Linked DNA regions of Mus musculus: all the other regions are linked to region 1. A link is a loop called in an ENCODE intact Hi-C map of the cell type or tissue named here. Cell type or tissue: heart. All regions are shown on one strand.

Region 1 (8,000 bases):
GGAGGCAGAGGCAGGCCCAGCACTTGGGAGGGGCAGAGGCAGGTAGATTTATGAGTTCGAGGCCAGCCTGGTCTACAAAGTGATTTCCAAGAGAGCCAGGTCTACACAGAGAAACCCTGTCTCAAAAAAAAAAAAAAAAAAAAAAAAAAAAAGCCATTCTCAGCCCTCCCTTTAGTTTTTATTTTGAGATAAGGTCTCACAGGTTACCCAAGCTGCCCCTTGTGTTTCTATATAGCCCAGCCTGACTTTGAACTCACATATCTTCCTGTTTCATCTGCTTAAGTAGTTGGGTTTTTTGTTTGTTTGTTTTTTAAGACAAGGTTTCTCTGTATAACCCTGGCTATCCTAGAACTGGCTCTGTAGACAGGCTGGCTTTGAACTTACCGAGATCAATCTGTCTCTGCCTCTTGAGTGCTGGGATTAAAGCTACGCACCCCTACCTCTTGGCTCCACTCAAGTAATTGGGATAATAGACTTGAACCGCCAGTAACAGTTTTGTTTTTTATTTGAAGTGTTGGGCTTTGCACATACCAGACACACACTCTACCACTAAACAACAGCTCCAGCCCCCAAAATCTCTCTAAAAGAGTAAAGACTTGGTCACCATTTCCACACCCTGAAGGCACACAGAGTTCTGCCCTCTGTGACCCCACCTGACCCTAGAGGCACCAAAGTCACCCTTGGCTGGAAAAGAAAGGCAGTTCTCACTTCAGCTCAAGTGACGGTTTGCCCGCTTGGCTTCCTGTGAGGTTTGCGTCTCCCTTCCCTTTCTGAAGATGTCTCTTATCTTTCTGTTCTCGGGGGGCTTTGGGGGCTGGGCTAATTACAATTTGGTGACAGTTGGTACCAAGGCAGCCCCCCCCCCCCGAAAAACAGAAAAAAGACAAAACCAGGGTAGGTGGCAATAATACAAGTCTGTGTCACCTCAGGGTCTCTTCCCCCACCTACAACCCCGATGGAGGTCCTTAAGGTGCCGTATGGTTCCCACACAGTGGCCCTCTTATCTCCTCAGACTGGACAGGAAGTGACCAAAGGCACATACAGAGCCAACAACAACCTTGCTCGTCCAAACGAGGATTATTTCAGTCATTGGAAATTGGCTCTGCTAGACTCTCCTCTGACTGCAAGAACCGGCAGTGAGCTGCTGTGAGGCTCCTTGTCGGCCACCCTGGTTCAGCTGGATCAGCAGGCTGAAAGGCTTGCCCTGGTCCCTGAATTAGAAACTTAGGCTCTTTAAAGGGGAGGTAGGGGAGACAGGAGGGCACGGGGTCTTGTGTAGTCCAGGCTTGTCTCAAACTTTCTATGTGTTGAAGAACGGCCTTGAACTTCTGATTCAGCTCTTGTCTCTACCTCCTGAATACGGTCATACACCACCATTCCTGGTTTAGGCAGAGCTGGATGGAGCCAAGGGCTTCTGAGTGGTAGGCACGCACTCCACCAGCTGAGCCTCCAAGGAACTTTTTGGCTACTCAAAACAGAGTGCAAGGCTGCATGCCTATGATCCTGGTTTTAGGTGGAGGCATGAGGATCAGGAGTTCAAGGGCATCCTTGGCCTTGTAGTGAGTTTGAGGCCAGCTTGGGCTACAGGAGACCTTCTAAGACAGAGGAAGGGAGGGAAGAAGGAGGGAGGGAGGGAGGGAAGAAGGAGGGAGGGAGGGAAGAAGAATATATTGGACACAGCGGTACCTCCCTGTGATCCTAGCACTCAAGAGGCAGAGAGACAAAAGGATATGGATGGTTCAAGGCCAGCCTCAGCTACAAATAAGATTCTGTCTTTAGGATTGGATGTGAGGAGATCTGCCCCAAGGGATGGAAGGAAGGCTTGTCAAGCAGAACTGGGGAAATGTCTGAGCCTGGAAAGGTCAGGCCCTACAGGGAACTCCTGGTGACCTGTCAAGTGACCTCATAAGCTGCCTTCTATTCTTAATTTTTTTTATTGCATTTATTTACTTATTTTGTATGTGAGGACACCCATGGCACAAGTTTTGACAGCCAGAGGACAACCTGAAGAAGTTGGTTCTCTCCTCTCTCCTGTGGGTCCTGGAGAGCCAACCCAGGTCTTCACGTGTAGCAGAAAGTGCCTTTAGTAACTGAGCCATCTCCATAATCCTAAACTGCTTTCGAAACAGTGCTTGTACCCATAGACTAAGCTGAGCGGTGGTGGCAGACACCTTTAGTCCTAGCACTCGGGAGGCAGAGTCAGGCAGAGCTCTGAGTTCAAGGACAGCCTAGTCTACAGAGTGAGTTCCAGAACAGCCAGGGCTACACAGAGAAACCTTGTTTTGGGGGGACACACACAGACTAAGGAAGCCCTCAGCTTTGACCAGAGAAGGGCTTCTTGAATGGGCAGTGCTTGGGGGGGGGGGGAACTCAGCTGGTCCAAGGGGTGAGAACAGGTGGCTGCTGAATGCCCGGTCCCACCCAGCACGTTGTGTCACCATTCCAAGGCCCAGGGAACATCTGGAAAGAGGGAAGGGAGGAGCAGAATGGGGGTGAAGCATGTGGTGGGCTGTCAATGACTCTTGGTGTCATGAACACCTGGCTGTGACTGCTTACGGGGTGGGGGTATAAGAGAGGGGCATGAAGGTAGGAGAGAGGGGGAACGGGAAAGCAGGCTGTTGCAGAGGAAAGGGTAGTAAGGCGTTGGCTGATCACAGTGTCTTATGAAGCTGCCAAAAGGAAAAACATTTCCGAAAAGCCACTTCTGTTTTATCAGGAAAAAAGTTTCCCCCTTTTTCCTTGGACATGCTATCTTTTAAAGATTTTTTTAAAGTGACATCGTAATTCGTCACATGAACGGATTGGTGAATTTAACGTTAACTCCCATTCATATACTGCTGAAAATGTATCTTAGAAGGCAGACTTGCAATCCCAGCACTTGGGAGACTGAAGAAGGAAGGTGAAGTGTTCAAGGCCAGCCTCAGCTACATAAAAAGCCTGGGCTACATGAGGGTGAGGGGAAGGAGGAGGGGTAAAGAGAGAAAGATTGGGAAACTGAGGCTAAGGTGGTAGCTTTCCTTTCGGGTCATCAAGGCTCTTCGTGCGCCTGACAGGGGGCGCTCTTCCCCAACTCCCTAGCCTCCTCAGCCCGCGCCAGTCAGGGTCCCCCTAAGAAAACCTTGGAGCGATTTTCCTTTTGCGCGAACTCAGCGCCTCCTTCCAACCGCGAGGTCTCAAAGGTGAGCCTCGCACAAATGCCTTGCAGATGTTTCTCCTTCCAGATCGGCTACCGCGGCGCTGCGCGGCGCAGCTCCAGCAGCCGCGCGATCCTGCAGCGATCCGGACCGCATTTTCCTTTCCACCCTCCAACTTTTGCAAGCTGTAGTTATTTGATAATGATTTTTTTTTCAACCTCTCCCAATAATTGTTATCCTCCCCGCCCGGTACAGCTCAGGTGATGGGTGCAGACGGTAGACGCCTCCTCCTCTTCTCTGGCGCGCAGCCCGAGGCCCTGGAGTAAGGAGCCACAACCCAGCCAGCAGAGAAAGCCAAGGTTAAGCGCCCCGGGAGGACCCCAAACGGCCCCCCACGATGCTTTTCTTTGCACCCAATACCCTCCTGAAGCCAGGCCACCTCTCCCTAAGCCTACTCCGAGGTTGTGACTATCTTAGCTGGATGGGTGCCGCAGGCACATGGTTCTGCGGAATCCAACCCTTGGAGTATTGATTGAGGACCTACGGCATTCCCAAGTCCTGAGCAATGAGTTGACTCCCAAAAGCAATCCAGAATGATCCCTGCCTTTGGGGATGCCGGTTCATGAGAAAATCGGGGCTACCATCCTCACCTGGAAAGATGACAAGGCTTTCCCACAAGAGAAAAAGCTTCTCTTGCTCCCTAACTTTCCTTAGCTCCCATGGCCTCTGCAAAGGATCAAGGTCGGCCTGGATGAAAGCTTCCTTAATAAAAAAGGCTCCTCGGCCCGGCATGGTGGCACACGCCTTTAATCCTAGCACTCAGGAGGCAGAGGCAGGTGGATTTCTGAGTTTGAGGCCAGTCTGGTCTACAAAGTGAGTCCCAGGACAGCCAGGGCAATACAGAGAAACCCTGTCTCAAAAAAAAAAAAAAAAAAAAAAAAAAAAAAAAAAAAAAAGGCTCCTCTAAACACGTGGCAGAAAACAAGACCACCAAGGTGGGGCTGGATAGGTCCAAGCTCCCGAGATGAGAGTGGGACCATCCAGTAGAACTCCTATCTCCCCTCAAGACTGTGTATCTGGTCTGTTTAAGGCAAGGTTCACTCTGAAGCCCAGGCTGACCCCTGTCAGCCTGTCAGTTACATGTGTGTACCAGAAGATCATGCTCCTGGGTTTATTACTGTTTTGCTGTTGTTGTTTCTTTTCTGGTTAGAGGGTTCTTAAAATTTATTTGTTCATTTTGAGGGTTTAAAAACAAACAAACAAACAAGCAAAACAAACAAAAACAAAAGAGAAAGAAAAGAAAAGAAGAGAAAAGAAAAGATCACTTTAAGGGAGTAGGGGTAGGGAAAGCTTATGCCAAAGCCGGCCTGTGGAGGTCAGAGGACAAACTCTAGGAGTCAGTTCTTTCCTTCAACCACGTGGGTTCCTGGGATTAAACTTGAGTCGGCAGGTTTGGTGGCAAGCTCCTTTACCCACTGAACCATCCCACCAGCCCTTTGCATGTATGTTTGAAGGGGAAGAGAGCCCTGTGCTGAAAGGAAAAAATGTCTCAACCTCAGCTTGGTTGCATTGCCTAGACAGTCCAGAAAGTTCTGCTAAGCCTAAATGAATTGTAAGTTTGTAAGTAAATGGGGTGGAATTTATTAAGTCCATAGCCAGCAGCAGGGACTTAATGGGGGGAAAACTGAAAGATTAAACAGTTCTACAGGGTAGTGTGGGGTACTCAGAGGAAGCAGGGCACTGGCTGAAGTTTGCTCTCTCCAGGTCTTCTCAGAGACCCCCCTAATCTCTTGAGCCATTGCTCCCACCTTGGGTAGGGGGAATAAAGTCACCAAAGAAACACCTGGCAGGGGGTGAGGATGTGGCTGAGTGAGTGCTTGTCTGATAAGCACAAGGCCCTGGGGTTCTGTGTCAGCGCTGGGGAAGGTGGAGGCAGGAGGCTCTGGACTCCAGTGTCACCCTCAGTGGACACTCATAGTGGGGTTGAAGGTACCCTGGGCTACATGAGACCCTGAGTTTAAAAAAAAAAAAAGTTCTATGGTTTAGGATTTTGTCATTTTTTTGCTTTTCTTTTGGTTTCTTTTTCCAAAATATTTTGAGACAGGGACTTGCTATGTAGCTTAGCCCAGAACTTATGGCAATCCTCCTGAGCCTTCCTGGAATCATTTCAGATGCCCACTATAATGCCAGGCTTGGGGGGGGGGGTGTGTTCGAGACAGGGTTTCTATACAGAGATAGGGTTTCTCTGTATAACCTAGCTGTCCTAGAACTTACTCTGTAGACCAGGCTGGCCTCGAACTTAGGAATCCACCTGCCTCTGCCTCCCAAGTGCTGGGATTACAGATGTGCACCACCACTGCCCGGTAATGCGTGGCTTTTAAATGTTCCTGGGCCTTGTCACATACTCAGGAGCCCTGAACAAACGCCTCCTCCAGGAAGCCTTCCCATCAGCACAGCTAGTTCAGGTCTTCTCTAGACTCACACTCAATTATATATAGCATTGGGGTGGTCCCTGTCTTTTACCTGGAGTTTCAGGGAGAGCTAGGTGTGCTCCCTCCTCTTATTCCTAACATGGAGCTAGCTTGCGTAAGCTCTCCTCTCCGGCAGCTTGTTCCCAGGGCTGCAGAGTCATGGAGTCTGCACAGTATCCTGGAGGCAGAGTCAGGAGGATCGCTGTGAGTCCCTGGACAGCTAAGGCTACACAGAGAAACCCTGTCTCAAAACAAAACAAAACAAAACGAATAATCGATCAGTGAATAAAAGTGAAGGGGGATGGCTCAGTGGATAAAACGCTTGCTACAACCAGCAGAGGACCTGAGTTCAGATCTCTAGCACCTACATAAAAAGCCTGGCACGTCCTTAACAGCAGCTCTGAAGCAAGAGCGGAGGTGGAGCCAGAGGATGCTAAGGAGCGCTGTGGTATGCAGGCCAGAGGAGACGGCCAACTCCAGGTTTAGTCAGAGATCCTTCCTCAAAAGCTGTGGAGATAACTGAAGAAGACCCTGCGTGCTGAACTCTGTCCGCGAGTGAACAAAGCACACCCCACACACGTGAACAAACACTTAGATATAACGAGCTTCAATTTTAAAATGCAATAAACAGCTCTTTTTCACAAGTCTACCGCTCTGGGCCATCGTGTTGTGGGACCTTCTTCTGGGCCTTTGAGAAACTGTCTCTTCCTGTCTCCCGACGAGAAGCTGGGAGGCCCTCCCTGCCTGCCAGAAGGGGGCTCCCCAGGCGCCTCCCGGCTAGCCTGGAGGAGGGGATTGAGTGCCTGGCTGGAGGCCCCCTGTCTGAACAGAGGCAGGATTTATCTCAGTTTGGGGAGGTCCAGGGCTCCGGGCCCTTAAATCCTCATTAGCTCCATCTAAGAGGCGGCTATGATCTGAGAGACAAGATTCCAAATTGGAAACAGCCCGGTGGGCTGCAGGGTGGGAGACAAACAGGGAGAGAGGGTTAGGGCTGATCTCTGGGGAGCCCAGGACAGCAGAGGAGTCCTGCAGACACGGTCACAGGAAAAGGAGGAGGAGGGTAGAGAAAACATTCCGTTCAGGCTCCAGGGAAGAGAGTTGTACAGCGATGGAGCTGTGCCAAGTCTGCGAGTCCAGGCGACCTCCTGGAGGAGAGTGGGGCGAGGGCAGGCCAGTGCCGCTCACCACTTGAAGGGCCTGGCTCCGGGGCACACACCCTGGTGGGTCCTGTCTCACCACCCACAGCCACTCCTGGGAAATAGAAAGCACTGTGTTTGCTTTACAGAAGGGGAAACTGAGGCTCACCAGTGCTGTGTGGATCTACCCAAGGTCCCCCAGAGTACCTGCAGAATTGGGGATCCAACCTAGCTGCCACCACTCTGGGAATGCAGGGCAAATGGGCTGGTAAGGTTCAGCTTCTCTGTATTGTTCTATGCCCCCTACTCCCGGTCCACTGCCTGGATGGAGGATTTCAGGTTAGGGACAGAGGAACAAAGCACAAGTTTTTCCTGAGAATTGTGAGATGGTGATCCCGTTGAGCAGAAATGGAATTTCAGTGGTATGTTCAGCTATAAGAACAACTCTAGGGGGTGAAGCTCTTGGCTCAGTCCTACAGCACGGACCTAGCTGTGTGAGGCTGTGGAGGGAGGGAGGGATGGAAGGAGGGAGGGAAGGAGGAAGCTTTCTCCGTGGATATGGTAGTGTATGTCTGCAATCCCTGCACTTGCTGAAGCAGAAGATTGCCACAAGTGTGGCTAGCCTGGGCTCCTGCCTGAAAAACAAAAAGAGGAGGAACAGGAGAAAGAGAAACAGGAGGAGGAGGGAGAGAGAACAGAAAGGGAAAGGGAAGAAAGAAGCATTGGAAAAGAAGGAAGGAAGGGTGGGTGGGTGGTCTGGGCCTATAATTCTAGAACTCAGGAGACAGAACCAGGAGGATTGCCAACCTGGGTTACGTACTAGATCCTTCCCCAAAAGCAAAAAGGAAGATGAGAAGCAAGGAGGGAGGAGAAAGGGAGACAGAGAAGGAAGGAAAGAAAGAAACAAGGAAGAAATATGGCTGGCTTGCAGGATATAGGAGATTTCCAGCTACACCATCCCATACTGCCCAAATTTTCTGTTACTGGATGTATATTAACTGGCATATATAAACTTATTCCGATACTTTGTGAAAATTTAGAAACATACAGCTGACTTGAGCCAATGGGGCTAAGTATACACCTTTCTGAAATTCCACCGTTAACCTTGTATGATGCTTTATCTGCCCATCCGGCCAGCCAAAATCCATTTTATTTTATTTTTTCTAATGCATTTTAACATAAATTGCAGACAGCAGTCCTACAGCCTCCACTAAAGACTCCCACATGAATATCTGCAAGCATGGCGTGTCTCTCTATGG
Region 2 (8,000 bases), 340 kb after region 1:
CTGGAGTCAAGCCCAGATGTCATCATGAACCCCCACATCCCATTTATGCAATGTACTGTCCAAAACAGAACACAGGAAAAAGGACCATCCACTGAGAACAATTGTAATCATTCATTCATAAAAAGATGAAAATGTAGCTGCTGATTTGAGAACAGCCCAAAGCCCATATGTTCATCGGTTATTGAAATATGGAAGGATTCCTACACTTGAGTCATCCACTTCTTCACAGACTTGTCACGAATCCAAGGAAGCAGGCCGATCACTCCTGCTACCCACTCCCAGATAGAAAGCATCCTTCCGTGTAAATGTTGAGAATAACAGAAGAAAACCTCCTTTCAAACCGCCAAGTTTTAAGATCGCAGTTTAGAAATGACAAACACTGGAGCCTCCTCCTTGGCATCACTAGCCAGTTTCCATCCTCACTGGGGAGTTAGTTGGCACGGGTTACATCCATCAAGAGCAGTACCCTGCTGGCCTGCAGAACTTTCCACCACTGCAAAGGACCAGTTATTAATCTGAGAAACTTCCAGGAAAGCCTATAGCTCATCACCTGGGTTTAGCAATCAGAAGCCCCTTGGTAGCTCTAACTGGTCTTAATGTTTATAAGGAAAGTTATCTGCCTTCCCACCGGATTCTTGATATAGTTGGGCACAGGTTGGCCAGCTTCAGGCTGCATCAAGCTGCAGAGACCCCTAGGCAAGTTTCAAATCCCTACTTAAGCTTGGATCCTGGCATGTTCAAACACTACCACTAAGCCACACTTCCAGCCCGTCACTGGGGGATTCTAGGCAAGTGCTCTACCACTGAGCTACACCTTCAATCTTGTAAATTCAAGTTGGGCTTGTTGTTGTTGTTGTTGTTGTTGTTTTAAAAAAAAAAAATTTTAAACCTTAACTAAATTTGGCTTCACAGTCAACAGTGTTTATAGTGCATAGTGCCGCATCATTTTCTCTGGGTGTTCCTGTAGTCTTTTCAGTTCATAGCTGAGGGCATTGCCACAGGGAGCATAAGCCAGCCTCCACAGTTTCCAGCTGCAGTGTGGACTTGACACATTCTTTCCAGCATCCTATGACCCAGATGCTGTATTAGACCAACGGTGGCCTTTCTGATCCCAGTCTCCACTTCCACTCGATAGCTTCTGTTTACTCAAGCTTTTCCCATCAGTTCATATGGGTCATAATCGACTCTGATGTGTAACTTTAAGAATTGCAGGCCTCTGCCCTCACAGAGGAATGGCTTTCACAAAGGAAGCAAACCCCTCTGTAGCATGTGTGTATATGTGTTCACATATATACACATCAGAGGTCACTATGGACTGTCTTCCCAAAAACCTGAGCCTTTCAGTGAGCCTGGAGCACTGTGAGGGCTGGACTGGCTGGCTGTCAAGTTGCAGGGATCATCCTGCCTCCCCCTCCCCAGCCCAGGAATTACAGCCACAGACTATGTGCCCAGCTTTTTATATGAGTGCTGGGGTTCTAGCTCAGCTCTTCATGCTTGCATGCTAAGGGCTTTAACGATGAGCTGTCTCTCCCAGCCTTCAAGCCCTTCTTTTAAGCCTATGACACAGTACAGGCTTGGATGCCTTTGTGCCTTCCACAGCCACCTGCCTTGTGATCAGCCCAAGGCAAGGTGTTTACTCTGCATGGGAGAAGAATCCAGGGAAGGTTTGATCTTCTCTGAGGTACACTCAGCAGTGGCAGCTTAAACTGCAGAAGCCAGTACTATCAGTGAGCCTTTCAAATGGAAGCTTCCAGACTCCTCCTCCCTGCTGTAAGCCAGGAGTCAAGTGCCTATTTGCTCAGAAGCCCCTTGACCTTGCTAATCACATGCCTGCTTGGCCTCTGGTAGAAGATGCCTGAGAGTTTAGCAGCTGCCATTCTACTCTCTGGGCCTGTGTGGGGGATTTCACTGAGTCTGACAGATGCTGCAAGTGTCTACCCTCAGCTCACCTGGCTCCTGGAAACTTTTCTTTTAATTTTTTTTCCTGAGGCTATTGATAGTTTAGGCTAACCTGGAACTCCCTATGTAGCCCAGGCTAACCTAAAACTGCTCATCCACCTGCCTCAATGTCCCAGTGCTAGAATTACAAGTATGTATTGCCATACCTGCTACGTGGATGCTTTTCTGAAAGCGTAGTCATTTGTCACATACATATAGAATGTAAGTGTATTCTAATTTCCTTGCCAATGAAGTTGTTAGAAGACAAGTGAAAGAAATGTTTCAGTACTGAAGCTGCCACCCTAGGGTAGAGCACCTGCCTAGGATCCACCAGCAAGTGGCCGGGGTATAGCTCAGTGATAAGACTTCTCATCTCACATGCACAAAGCCCTAGGGTCTATCTCCAGCCATGTAAAAACTAAAGAAAAATACTTATACATGTTGCTGTAGGCCAGGCCTCCACAATCGGGATTATTGAACCCTATGTCTAAGTTCAGGTTCTTGTTGCCTGCTTGCCCTCTGTCTGTCAGTGACCATCTCTCACATCTGCTTTCCAGGTCAGCGCTTATTTGGGGAGACCATTTTGGGGCTCACCCAGGGTTCTGTCTCCGACCTCCTTGCCCGCCCAAAGCCTTGGCATAAGCTTAGTCTGAAAGGACGGGAACCCTTTGTCCGCATGCAGCTATGGCTGAACGACCCCAACAATGTGGAGAAGCTGATGGATATGAAGCGGATGGAGAAGAAAGGTACCCACCCAGGCACCACCTCACTCTCATAGACGCCCTTTCTGCAAATCTTCCCACAGAGATGGGGGATGTGGGTCACTGATCCTTCATCCAGACTCTGTAAGGCAGGGCACCATAGTTTAAACAAGTTTCAGCCAGTGAGTAGCTAAGAGGACAAGGAAGACTTACCCTCTTTGGGGCCAAAAGTCTATAAATAAAGATCTCATGACCCTTGGGTGCAGCACAGTCTGTGATAATGGCTTATCTTCTGGCTGTCTTTTAGCTTGTCTATCAATCATCTACTGTGTGTGCACCTCATGCTAAAGGCCCATGAAGATGTTAAGAGCTCAGTAAGAAATGTATACTGATGGACAAGGATTGTAGCTTGCTCGACAAGCATAAGACCTGAGTTAAACCCTCAGTACTATGGGAAATAAAGGAGAGCCTCAGAGTGCTCTTCTAGCCCTGGGTATAAAGCCCTGGGCTCCATCCCAGATCCTGAGGAGCAGGGAGGAGAGCTGTCATTGTTGATCCATTTTGCCAAAGGTCTGCCACACTGGGACCTCAGGGTGCCCCTGCCCATCAGCTATGAGCCGAAACAGTAGCTCTCCACCCATCGAGAGCCACCTCAACTATAGCTCATCCTAAGACATGACCCAGTCGCATACCCTCCAGGGCAGCTCCAGGCAACACCACATACTTGAAAAGCCTAGTGACTTCCCAGTTTTTTTAATTTAAATTATGTTAAATTTCAATCAAAAATACAAAGAGTGGTATGGAGGACCTACTCGACAAGTCAGGTATAGGGCCTTTAAAAGCCATCACTGGGGAGGCTGAGGCATAAGGATAGGTTCTAACTCAGTTGTTCTTAGCATGCACACAACCCTGGGTTTCATCCCCAGCAGCACTTACACCTAGGAAGCAGTTTTAATGTCTTTTAATGGCAGCATTGGGAGTGGAAGCAGGAGGATCAGGAGTTCAAGGTCATCTTTGGCCACCTAGTAAGTCTGAGGAACTCTTAGAGAGAATGAAAAGAAGATACTAGGCCTGCCTGAGCTACAGAGTGAGTAGACCAGACCAAGCAATGTTTGTGAGACCCTAGCTCAAAGGTAAGAAGACAAACAAAAGAAGCTAGTAACCACTGCTGCTGAGTTCCACCAGTTTCTAGTACTTACCAAGATAGCATTAAGGTACCCCACTCCCTGTCAAAGCCAAGATCACCCACCTAAGGTATGACGCAAGGCCACCTCCAAAGCATTTCCCTGTCCCTTCAGATGTCCACAGAAAGGCTTGTTCATCCCCTCTTTTTCCCTTCGCCACCCCAAATTAGGCGGTCCAGACTTTCCGGGCCTCTAGCTTCCTTCCATATGGGCTCTGGTGCCATCTTGTGTCACAAAAGTGTTACTGTCTCGATTGAACCCCGACCATCTCTAACAGACTGGTTGGTGCCTTTAACTTCTGTGGGGTCTCCAGTGTCACTCCCCAGTCCTGATGGCCCCCTCCATCTCCTTCTTAATACTTCCTTCCCATCACCTGCCTTACCCCAATCTGCTTCCTAAGGTGGTCAAAAGTAGTACTGCCTTTACCCCACAACCCCATCTCTGTTTCCATCTGTCCCTTCCTCCTGTCAGTCTAGCCACCTGGGTTCCTCCCCAATGCTTTCTCCAACATCTCTCTCCTCAGCTTAGAGTTTGTTCTTTATCTTGTGAAGAATGGTTGGGATTGAACCCAGGACCAGTGTGCAGTGACTTCATTCTCTACCATGGAGCCACACTCATGTCACTTCCCATCAGGAAGTCACTTGTCTTACTGCTCTTCCCATTTCTTCCTTTCCCCTCCCTTCCCTGCCTTTCCTCCTTTCTCTACTCTCCTTTCTTCCCCTCTCCCTTCCTCCTTCCCTCCTTCCTTCCCCCCCTTCCTTCCTTATCTCCTCCTTTCTTATTAAGACTGTAGCCCAGCATGATCCTGGCCTGACAATCCTTTTGCCATAATCCCCTAGAGCTTGCCTTTTCCCTGTTCAGCGTCCCTACACAGCACCTCCTCTGGCCACCCTTGCTCCCTCCCTCCAGTCAGGCTCTCAGCCTTTGCTGCCCAGCACCATAGGTTCACTCCCATTCTCCAGGGCCTCAGTTTCCCCACATTATCAAGTCCAAAGTCCAGCCTGGCCTTCTAAACATTCCTCCCTATGGTGCTAGATGCCTTTGGCTGTCCATGCCCTTGAGATTCTTCAGCCCTTTCTGTAACACCATTGGCTCCTGGCTGTCCTCATGTCCCTAGGCCCTTCTTAGCTTCTCTGTGGGAATGTTCTGTGATGTTCCATGTTGATGAACTCTTGCCTCAGTCACTGACTTCTATTATCATTGTCTTCTTTCCTTTCTAAACAATTCTACCCACTCTTTCTCTTGACAGGGTCTCACGCAGTCCAGTGATAACCTTCATCACCTGATCATCCTGCCTCTCCCTCTCAAGTGCTAGGATTACAAGCACCCACCACCTTGGCTTGGGTTTCCATTTTCTAAACAGCCTCCTGCCATAGCCCATTTTTTCTAATGGCTATGCAACATCATTCTTTGAGATGATCTTGAAATATCCTCTTTTCTGGGAAGTCTCTCAGCCCTCTCCAAGCTTTGTCTAGTGATCTCTATTAGAACTCCTCTCAGGTGCCCAGTGCCTCTGCCAGCAGGGTATTCACCAAGCTGGATCTTTCTGCAGCCCTCAAGAAACTGTCAGGTTGGACAGGGACAGCTAGGAACCCACATGACATCAGAGTTGTCCTCAGTCTATGCTGAGGACAGTGTGGTTCCACTGCAGGGTTTTATTTGGGGGCTTTTTTGTTTAGGTTATCCTGGTTTCGTTTGGTTTGGTTTTTGAATGCTAGGACTCAAACTCAAGGTATCATATGCTAGACAAGCACTCTGCCATTGAGCTACAGCCCAGCTATTTGGTTTTGGGGTGTTTTTCCCCCCACTCTAGGTCTTAGTATGTAGCCCAGACTGGCCTCAAACTCATGATCCTCCTACCTCAGTTTCCTCAGTGTTGGGATTACATATGCCCTACCACACTCAGACTATATGTTTTCAGCATCCTGTTTTGTTCCCAGGGCTGAGACTTTGAGCTGGTTTGCCAGCTGTTCCTGAATTCACCTGTTGTTTTTTTTTTGTTGGTTTTTTTTTTTTCTCTCTCTCGCCCTGCAGCCTACATGAAGAGGCGACACAGCTCTGTCAGTGACAGTCAGCCTTGTGAGCCCCCCTCTGTGGGTATTGACTATAGCCAAGGCGCCAGCCCCCAGCCACAACACCAGCTGAAGAAACCTCGAGTGGTGCTGGCTCCAGAGGAGAAGGAAGCGCTGAAGCGAGCATATCAGCAGAAGCCATACCCATCACCAAAAACCATCGAGGAACTTGCCACACAACTCAACCTGAAGACCAGCACCGTCATCAACTGGTTCCATAATTACAGGTAAAGCCCTAGCAAGACTCCCAACAGCAGGACCTATGAGAACCCACATGACCAAACACAGTGTAGCCTTGGCTCCTGAAGGGAGACCCCAGGCCAAAGCATGCAGTGTGAACAGCTGGGGAAGGGCTGGTGTCCCAGTGTGCATGTGCATGCTCGAAGTCAGAGGGACTCTCAGGACTCAATTCTCTCCAACCACCTTATAGGACCTTGGGATGGACACAGATGTCAGGTCTGTGTGCACAGTGCCTCTGCCTGCTGGTTCACCTGGTGGTGCCATCTTCATTTTAGACAGGATCTCACTTACTATGTAGCTTTGGCCTAGAATTTGCTATGGAGACCAAACTGGCCTTGAACCCAGAGATCTGCCTACATCTACCTCCCAAGTACTGGGGTTAAAAGCCTAAAACACCACATCCAGCCCTAGGGTCTTTTTTAAAAAAGAAAGCTAAGGACTAGTGGGATGTCTTAGCAGGTAAAGGTACCTTCCACAGAACCTGACTACCTTGATTCCCAGCCCCACACAAAGAACAATTCCTGACTTTACACACGTGCCATGGTATATACATGTCCTCAACCACACCTACCTCACACATGCCTGCAAGAAGTAAATTAAAACAAAAGCAGCAACAGGACCCTTCAGAATTAACCTAGGTCTGGGGTGTGGCTTGGTAGTAGTAGAGCTCTTGTCCACAATCACCCTGAGGAGCTGGGGGTGTGGCACAGTGGTACAGCCCTGCATGGACAAGGCCCTGCTTAAATCCCCTACACCCTCCAAAGCCTACTTTCCTGTATAGCTTTTCTAGATATCAAATGCAGGGCTGCAGCAGTGTAGCTCAGTGGGAGAGCTAAGCATAAGTGTTCCATCACTAGCTGTCAAGTACATTGATTAGTTAAAATTAAAAATATAATCCCAGTACCTAAAAGACATCAGGAGAATAAAAAGTTTCAGTCTAACCTGGACTACAGAGTAAGCTCTTATCTCTGAAAGTAAATAAATAAATGTATGTCCTCCACCCAGACTCAAGCCCAGAATCACTATTTTACCAAGACAAGTCCCACAAACCCACAAAGGCGGCTGGCGTATTAGGCCAGATCCTATGCTACCCTTTTGCCACTTCCAGCCGTTTACCTCTGCTTTACTGACTAGAGCAAGCTTCCTTCACTGCAAAGGCCCTGTAAGAACTGGCATGGCAGTACACACCTGTAAACCTAGCACCTAGGAGACTGAGGTAGGTAGTTCTAGGCCAACCTGGGCTCAGAGAGAGAGAGCTTGAGAGCAGATGAACTCAGAAGTCCACATTTGTTTATCTAAGCTGCAGCTAGTAAATGGCAACGCCAAATCTCAAACCCATCATACTTGCATCCTATTTGTAAGACTTAGCTTAGCTACCCACCTAACCTGCCACCTGCTGACTGGGTAGAGCAGAGCTCGGTGCCTACCTTGCTGCCATGAGGCTCGAAAACAGATTGTGAGCAGAGCCAGCACCAGGGGCTGGTCCTCTAATTCTCAAGTTCCTGAAGCTACCCAAGGAAAGCTGATGCAACCTGGGTATTTCTGGGACCTATCAGAACCTCACTTTTCTGAATCACAGCTTTAAAACCTTCAGGAGAGATGGTTCAGCAGTTAAGAGCACTGGCTGCTCTTCCAGAGAACCCAGGTTTGTTTCCCAGCACCTACATGGTGGTTCTCAGCCATATGTCCACTTCCAGGGACATAACACTCTCTTCTGGCATCCCTAGACACCAGGCATATAGTGGGTACACATACATACATGCAGACAAAGCACTCATACAAAAATAAGGAAAAAAAAATTTTTTTAAAGCTGGACATAGTGGCTCATATCTTAAATCCCAGCACTTGGGAAGGCCAGCCTCCTT
Region 3 (8,000 bases), 240 kb after region 1:
AATCCTTCTTGATGTGTACACACAAAGGTGTGTGGCCTCATCCTACCCATTCCTCCCCACCTCCTACCCCCCACCCCAAGCCCGGACATGATTGGGGTGGTCCTGGCACGCTGGGTATCTAGACAGCTTTTCATCGGTTGCTCATCAGCATGCTAATTGTCATATAACTAATTATGCCCTGAATTCCAGTTGATTTTCTTAATGAGACAGCTGGGTTAATTATGTAATCGTATGATTACATTAGCCCAGAGTGTCCCGGCAAAGAGTAGTGTTGGCTTGCATGTGATGTCATCCCTGGGATGGTGCTCACAAGGAACACATTCATCCTGGAGCTAGTGGCAGGGGACAGCCCTGTGTTGCCTGCAAAGCTCTGTGCAAACATGGGCCCAGGGTTTACTAAGATGGGGTTTCTAAGCCCTCACAATATGGAGTGGGTCCATTTGCCACAAGCCCTACTGCCATCCCCAAGTCATCCCTGACATAAATGGTCCTAGCCAGGTCTGAAGCTGGCTTGCCATCCTATAGCTTCGGTGCAGCCCAGCAGTGTGCCTTCAGTAACTCTGCGACCTCTATTTGACACTGCTTCCCTTTATTGGGCATGCCAGCTGCCTGGATAGTGGACAGAGACATCCAAATAAATGTTTATATTAAAGTGCTGCTAGAGGGCCAAGTGAGAGTCTGTAAGTGGCCCCAGACTGGCCCAAATATTTTCTTCTTTTGTGCTCTATCCCCACAGAAGCAGACTTTCCTGAGAGGGGACTACACATGTTGAGTCACCACTCTATCTGGTCACACTCTCCTCCTGGCTTCTTCCTCTGCCAGGACTTTCTCCTCAGCTTCCTTGTCAGTGTAGACACGTTGTCCTAGGTGACTTCTGAAACTTCTCAGGAGCATAAGACCACACACACACACACACACACACACACACGCCCCAACTACCCTCCAAGACAGTAAGTGGTGTCACCATAATGAATACGCATTGGTCTCCATGCAGGTGTCATCAGAGATTTCTGTTCTGTTCTCATTCTTAATAATTGCACCTCCAGAAGCTGGCCTACATTTAAGCCCCTCTTACCACACCTGCCACTACCTCACTCATCCACATTCCCATAATTCCTTGCTCCCTGGGCTCACCCTTCCTACTGCATACTACTAGTCACTCTTGGCCCAGTAGCCAAATCCATCAATCCAGAGCACTCGCCAGACATCTTTATGTATATTCAGGCTAGCCTCAGACCCGCTTTATAGCTGAGGATGACCTTAACTTTCCGATCTTCCTGCTACCTCCTGAGTACAGGTGTGTGGCGCCAAGCCTGTTTTATGTGGAACTAGGGCTCAAACTCAGAACCTCATGTGTGCCATGCAAGTACTCTGCCAACTGAGATATTGCCATTTATCTCAAGAAAAAATTTGGGATTCACAGCCCCAAGATATTCTTATTTTAAGTATATTATATGCATAGACAATTATAGTAGTGTATTTTGAAAAACCTCTATATATCACATTCTAAAAATAAGAAGCTACAGCAAGGCATAGTAGTTCATAACTACAATTCCAGTTCTTTGGAGGCAAAGTGAGTTCAAGTACAGCCTGGGCAACCTGATGAGACCCTGTGTCAAAATGGAAAGTAAAGAGAATCTGAGGCCGTAGCTCCGCGGCGGTGTGCTTGCCTAGCATGATTTAATCCCCAGTGCCACAACACACAAGGCAGTGGTGCAGAGCAAAGGGAATTAAAATACTTTATTAAAACATTCAAAAGTTGTTCTTGAAAATTACTTAAGTGTATAGACATATATATAGTTTACTACTGGTGTTAGGCATTGACCTCGGGGCCTTGCACACACAAGGTGCTAGCCCTGAGCTCTATCCCATTGCACTGAAGTTCCATTTGAGTGTGTGTACATAGGTACATATGTGTGTGCATACAGAGATCAGAGATCAACCCTGGCTGTTATTCCTCAGGTGATGCCCACCTTGGGATTTTGTTAGTGGTGGTGGTCTTGCTTGCTTGCTTGCTTGCTTGCTTGCTTGCTTGCTTGCTTGCTTGCTTGCTGTTTAAGGCAGTCTCTCACTGACAGCTAAGGCTTGCCAATTAGGCTAGAGTAGCTGGCCAGCAAGCCCCAGAGACTTAAAAGCCTCCTGTCTCTAGGCTTAGAAGTGCCCACCACCTGCCCCCCCCCCCCCAACACACACACACACCAGCTTTTTTACATGTGTTTTGGTGATTAAATGCAGGTCCTTATGCATACAAGGCAAGTTCGGTAGTAGAGTACTTAGCTAACATGTGCAAAGCCCAGGGCTTACTCCCCACCACTACCTGACATAGGGTTCAATCCCAGCACTACTGAATGAGCAAATACAATTGAAAGAAAAAAAAAAAGAGCAAACAAAATTGGCTGGATCAATTCATTAACAGTTTACTAAAGATTTTTGTCTTTAAATTTGTAAGGAGTATAGAATACAGACTTTTGTGTTTATTAACCAGAAGACAAGGCTCTAAGCTCACGTCATGAGCTGGGAAGTGTTCCCCCTTCAAAGCCACTATTATATCTTTTTTTACATTCCTGTAGTTAAACTCTGAAGACATTTAGGCCTGGGACTTTCTTTCTTTTACCTTTTATAAACTTGGTCCTTTTTACACATACCCTTACCCTCTCTTAGCTCCTCTCAATTTTCCTCCCTTCCTCCCACCAAGTTCCCCTCATTTTCAACTTTTTTTTTTTCTGGTTCTGTAACCCACTGAGTTTAATTAAGGTTGCTTACATGCCTATGAGTGGAGACATACTGGAACTTTGGGCAAATGACAAGCAGTTACACCACTGAAGAAAACTGCTCCTCCAATCCCTTGGCAACCATTAATACTAATAAATAGCTCCTGTGGTGGAGTGATGATAATGGGCCTGGTATTGCTGGTTCTCATTTCAAATTGAACTTCATTAACAGATATAGTACTGGGCTGGAGAGATGGCTCAGCGGTTGAGAGCACCTATTGCTCTTCCAGAGGTCCTGAGTTCAATTCCCAGCAGCCACATGGTGGCTCACAGCCATCTGTAATGGGATTTGGTGCCCTCTTCTGGTGGAGCACAGTTACAGAGCACACATAAATACAATAAACAAATCTTTAAAAAAAAGATATAGTACTATAAACAGTTTTTAATTCCTTTCTGAGTCAGATTGAATCATCTCCAATTGTATTTTTGCTTTTGTTTATATATGTATATGCACAGGGGAGTGTATGTAGGTCAGAGGTCAATCTAGTGTATTATTCACCCGGAGCTATCTTTTTTTTTTTTTTTTTTTTTTTTTAAGGCAGAGTCTTTCACTGGGACTTGGGACTCTCCAAGTAGGCTAAGGTGACTAGCCAGCAAGCCCCAGGTCTGCTTGTGTCTCCACTGGGTACCTGTCCTGGCATTTTAGGTGGATTCTGGGAATCAGAACTCAGCTACTCCTGCTGGCATGCTAGGTGCTTTACCCACTGAGTTATCTTTTTGGGCTGAAATATTTTTTAGACATTTTGTCACCGTATCAACTAGTCTGACCTGGAACTTAAATAGATCTGCCTCTCTTCTGTGTCTTCCAGACTCCTGGAATTACAGGCATGCACCACCATACCTGGCTTTGGGCATGATGTTAATCATAGTATATATCATCCTTTTTTTTTTTTTTAAGATAGAATCTCACTATATAGCCTTGAGTGACCTAGAACTCAATATATGAACTAGGTTAGCCTCAAACTCATTTACAGAGATCCACCTGTTTCCACCTTTGCCATGTTGTGCCAATTGTGGTAGTGCATCCCTCTAATCCCAGCAGTCCAAGAGGCGCAAGCAGGCAGATCTCTATGATTTTGAGGTCAGCCTGGATTGCATACAGATTTCCATGCCATCTAGCACTATGTAATGAGACCCTGTCTCAAAAAAGAAAAAGAAAAAGAAAAGAAAAGAAAAGAAAAGAAACAGAATTAAAGGATGTGTAGTCATATCCATTCTGGCATTTCCTGATCTTGGGATTTGTAAATTCTATGTTTTTTTCTAGATCAGACTGGCTAGGAGCTAATCAATTTCAATGATTTTTTTTTTTCCTTAAGAACCTGCTTTTGTTTGCATTGATTTTTTTTTTTCTCTTTGCCTTTTCAGTTTTATTGCTCCCCAATCTCCTTTGCTCACTTCTGCTTACTTTGCGTTTGATTTGCTCCTTTTTTATGTTCTTAAGAGGTCCAGTGCATGTTTTACTCCATTGTGGCCAGAGAATGTGCTTCGGATGATATTTGTTCTTTTGAATTTATCAAGACTTGTTTGCACCTCTGCTTGCTGTTAGATATTCCCCATGCATACTAAAGGAACACTTGTGCAGCTGTGTGGGGCCACCGAGGTGATTGGTTGGTAGTGTTCTTCAGGCTTTTGCATCCATACTGACATTTTGCTAGGTTTTTTGGTAGAAGAGCATCTGCCTCAAATCTCTGCAGTGAGGGGCTGGGGCCATGGCTCTGTGGTAGAGCCCCTGCCTAGAATCCCCCAGTGAGGGGCTGGAGGCGTGGCTCTGTGGTAGAGCCCCTGCCTAGAATCCCCCAGTGAGGGCTGGGGGTGTGGCTCAGTAGTAGAGCCCCTGCCTAGAATCCCCCAGTGAGGGGCTGGGGGCGTGGCTCAGTGGCCTTGCATTCTCATGACTGAGTTTCTTCCCCAGCACCATAGGAAGAAATGATTTTACATCTCTGTGATTAACAGATGTGAATGGAGTTTTGAAATTTGTACCTATTATGATGGACGGGTCTTTTCTCCTGTCCTTTCAGTTTTTGGTTAGTATATTGGGGTATTTACCTTGGCAAGCCTTTCAGAGCAAGGTGTTAGTCTTGCTTATCAAGTATTCCTTTAGCATCATAAAATTAACATTATCAGTTATTCTTAGTGGTGATAGATGGTTCTGATCCTGCCTGGCACTGTACTCCTGATTGTCCCTGTGTCACTATTAAGGCAACTACTCAAGTATCTCTGTCTCCTCTTACTGAAAAAAAATTTTTTTTCCTCTTTGCCCATTTATATGGGATCTATTCTCCACTCATGTGATCTTTAATGTGGCTGTTTTTTGCTTTCCCATTGATATTTGATGTTACCTGGGTTACCTCTCTAGGGAAGCTGGCTCCTGTTGACTTGGCTCAGTGTCCCTTGCAGTGCCCAACCCTGGCCTTTCCCAGATCATGTAGCCACTTAGGAAACCCTTGTTAAATTAGTGCATGAAGAGACAGTATAATTGAGGTAGCTGCTGTCTCAGGAAGTAGCATTCATAATTAGCATTTTGCATACCTGTTGGCCTGGCCAGCTTTCCTTCCCATCCCTGTCCCTGGGGGAGATGCCAGCGCCTGACACATCTCAGCATGCCTTCCCCCAGCTTCTGCAGGGATGACTAGAATTAATGAGCTAATGTTACCTCGCTTAGCAAAATGTGCTGAATAAATCCAGGTGATAGGGTTGTTTGTTATATAATTATGCTGTTTAAGGTCCTGAGTTGCATAACGAACTGCACACTACCTCCAAGCCTGCTTCAGGAATTAACTTATCAGATGATCGTAAAATGTTTTTTGAGTTTGTCATGGTGGGTGGATGTGGATAGTGGCAAAGCATGTTGGGTTGGAGGCTGGGCAGGTGGCTTACAGAACTCCGCATGCTATTCTGTCTATGGGTGTTTTCTGTCTCCTCCCTCAGACAATTCTGTAATTGAACTGCTGAGTTGAGAGGCTTCTGACGTACAGCCTGATACCTAACAATGCTTGTATGGAGTTTAAATGGCATTGGAAATCGTTAACGAGACAGAAAGCTATGATTTCCCCAGCTTAACATGCAGGTCCGGGTTTGGCGTGCTGAAGTTCATTGTTTTGGTCTCCAGCTCAAACATGCTAGGACTATTATACCATCATGTGGTAATTAGCCGTTCCTTTAATACACATAATAAAAATTAAGCCTAAGAGCTACTTTACCAATGGCTTTTACATATCCCAAAACAATATTCCAATGCTGTAGGCCTTTAGTCATACAATGTACCATCGTAAAGTTGAGTCTAATGCACCAAACTATTTGAACATTCAGTTCCTTTTCTATTCTGTGGCCAGTTTTGCTACTTTGACATTAACTTTAGTACTGTTAAATTAAATATAGATGCTATAATGAATAATTACAAGAGTTCCAGAACTTCCATTTACAGTGGGGCGTGCTGAGAATTTGTCTTAAGGCGTAGTTGGTTACTATTTGCTCATAGCATGTGTGTTCTCTTCATATGTTACTGGATTCCTGCTGAATGGCAAGATGGAAGCTATTTTTTCATCAGAAGCAGACACACTGGGTCCTGGCCTTTAAATAGGGATGGCCTGGAGGGGCCTGGGGAGATGGCCCAGCCAGTTACGTGTTTGGCAAGCATGAGAATCCACATTCCATCTCCAGTACCCATGTAAAAAGCTCCTGTGAGTTCCTAACCCCTGGAGCTGGGGAGGTAAAACTGGTGGATTCCTGGCCTAGCCAGGCAGCCTAGCCTACTGAGTGAGTTCCAGGCCAAATGAAAGACACTGTCTCAGCAAGGTGGAGAAAGATTGTGGAAGACACCCATCATCAACACCTTTCCACACACACACACACATGCATGTGTACAGAATGCAACCTTAGCTCCTGAAAAGTCAAATTGGCGCTGGCAGCTCCTAGACTGTTCTGCGAGCATAGCTCCTTCTCCTCCTTATCCCTGACCTGGATCAAGCTCAGATTGTCCTTCTGTATAAAGGATGTTGTGGGCATAGTGCTCATTTCTCTCAATCCATTTCCCTAGCCTGAAGACATGGAGGGCAGAGAGAGATTCAGGTTTCCTGGGAAGACAGTGCAATTAAAAGGGGGAAAAAAGTACCTGGGATGTTCTGAGAATTTCATTTTTCTTGTTATTGCCACTCCTGCTTGGAAGAACTATGTTCCCAAAATAGCTCTAGCAATCTAGCATAACATAAATATTTTAATGCTGATTAAAATAATAATGAAAAGTCATGAATGAGAAAGGGACTGTGTATAGAGGCCGCATAAGTGCCCACCAAGCCTGAGAGTCACATGATGGACAGTGTTGGTGTTAAGCCCCAGTGCTGGGCTCCCTCAGGGCTGCAGACTCTAGCTCCACACGTCCTGGTGACGCATGGAGTGAATGCTGTGAACACACTGACATCCCAGAGAATTCCAGGCCAGCCCTTGCTTCCAGGAACCAGAGGTGGTCTGAAAAATTAATGACTCTGGCATGGAAAGTTAAGTGAGTTCTTGAATATATACCCTCACTGATCTGCCATGTGTGATGTTTAGCATTCCTTGAGAGGAGACTAAATCTCCACAGCCATCCCTAGGCGAGGCTGGCGCCCCTGCCACAAATAGATTCAGTAATCTTTCTAAGCCCTGTGACTTGGATATTCTTCTATTCTCAGAATTCCAAAGGGTGTGTTCCCCTGGGGCCCAGCAGGTGGGTTATAATTACCTCCTAAAGAGAAGGAAAAAGGAAGATCATATTGACTGAGAGCATTTACTGCCGGCCTGCCTGCCTGCCTGCCTGTCTGTCTGTCTGTCTGTCTACCTTCTACTGAGAATTCTTGGGAAAGCCAGAGGCCAAAACCCAGTCCTATAAATTGCCTGTGTGTTTTTTCCAACTGTAGACTAAAATCTAACCCTGAGTAAATCTGATGGCAGACATCATTTCTTTGGGGGAGGAGGGCCAGTCTGTGTAAGTATAAAGGAACATAGATGTGGAAGCCAGAGTCAGCTTCATGTATTGTTCCTCGGGAGCCATCAACTCTGTCTTTTGAGAGAGCATCTCTCACTGGCCTAGAACTCACAAACTGCAAGGCTAGCTGGCACTGAGCTAGAGAATTCCACCTGTCTCCACTGCACTACTGGGATTACCAATGCCCACACTTGGCTGCTTATGTGGGTGCTGGGGACTCAGAACCATCTCCCAGCCCCAAAATCATTTTCTTTGTCCACAAGGCCTCC

What was found. Hi-C counts contacts between places; a loop is a spot of excess contacts. Peaks named below come from ENCODE experiments on the same cell type or tissue, not always from the same donor. Only the 100,000 strongest peaks of a DNase experiment are listed, where the experiment ranks them.
Region 2: a loop joins it to region 1, with 8 times the contacts of the local background. A loop is called at or near these places in 12 of 42 quality-filtered maps.
Region 3: a loop joins it to region 1, with 2.3 times the contacts of the local background. A loop is called at or near these places in 4 of 42 quality-filtered maps.

What each region holds. Positions count from the first base shown.
Region 1 is chr5:136,618,522-136,626,521 of GRCm38, reverse strand. No RefSeq gene overlaps it. Among named protein-coding and RNA genes, the nearest start is that of Gm38722, 9.8 kb to the left of the region's middle. In heart, CTCF peaks have their summits at 3,059 and 6,353 (motif pointing right); DNase peaks (open chromatin) are centred at 3,341 and 3,501; H3K4me3 peaks cover 2,150 bases; H3K27ac peaks cover 1,844 bases; H3K27me3 peaks cover 3,870 bases.
Region 2 is chr5:136,277,552-136,285,551 of GRCm38, reverse strand. It overlaps Cux1 (cut-like homeobox 1), which reads left to right. Exons shown (of 23, transcript NM_001291234.1): 21 at 2,496-2,684; 22 at 5,858-6,122. Among named protein-coding and RNA genes, the nearest start is that of Gm30408, 36 kb to the right of the region's middle. In heart, a CTCF peak has its summit at 4,047 (motif pointing left); no DNase peak of the experiment used is centred here; H3K27ac peaks cover 208 bases.
Region 3 is chr5:136,374,651-136,382,650 of GRCm38, reverse strand. The region is part of intron 4 of Cux1 (cut-like homeobox 1); the gene reads left to right. Mir721 (microRNA 721) reads left to right here and starts at 6,848; the gene lies at 6,848-6,935. In heart, a CTCF peak has its summit at 3,077 (motif pointing left); no DNase peak of the experiment used is centred here; H3K27ac peaks cover 2,121 bases.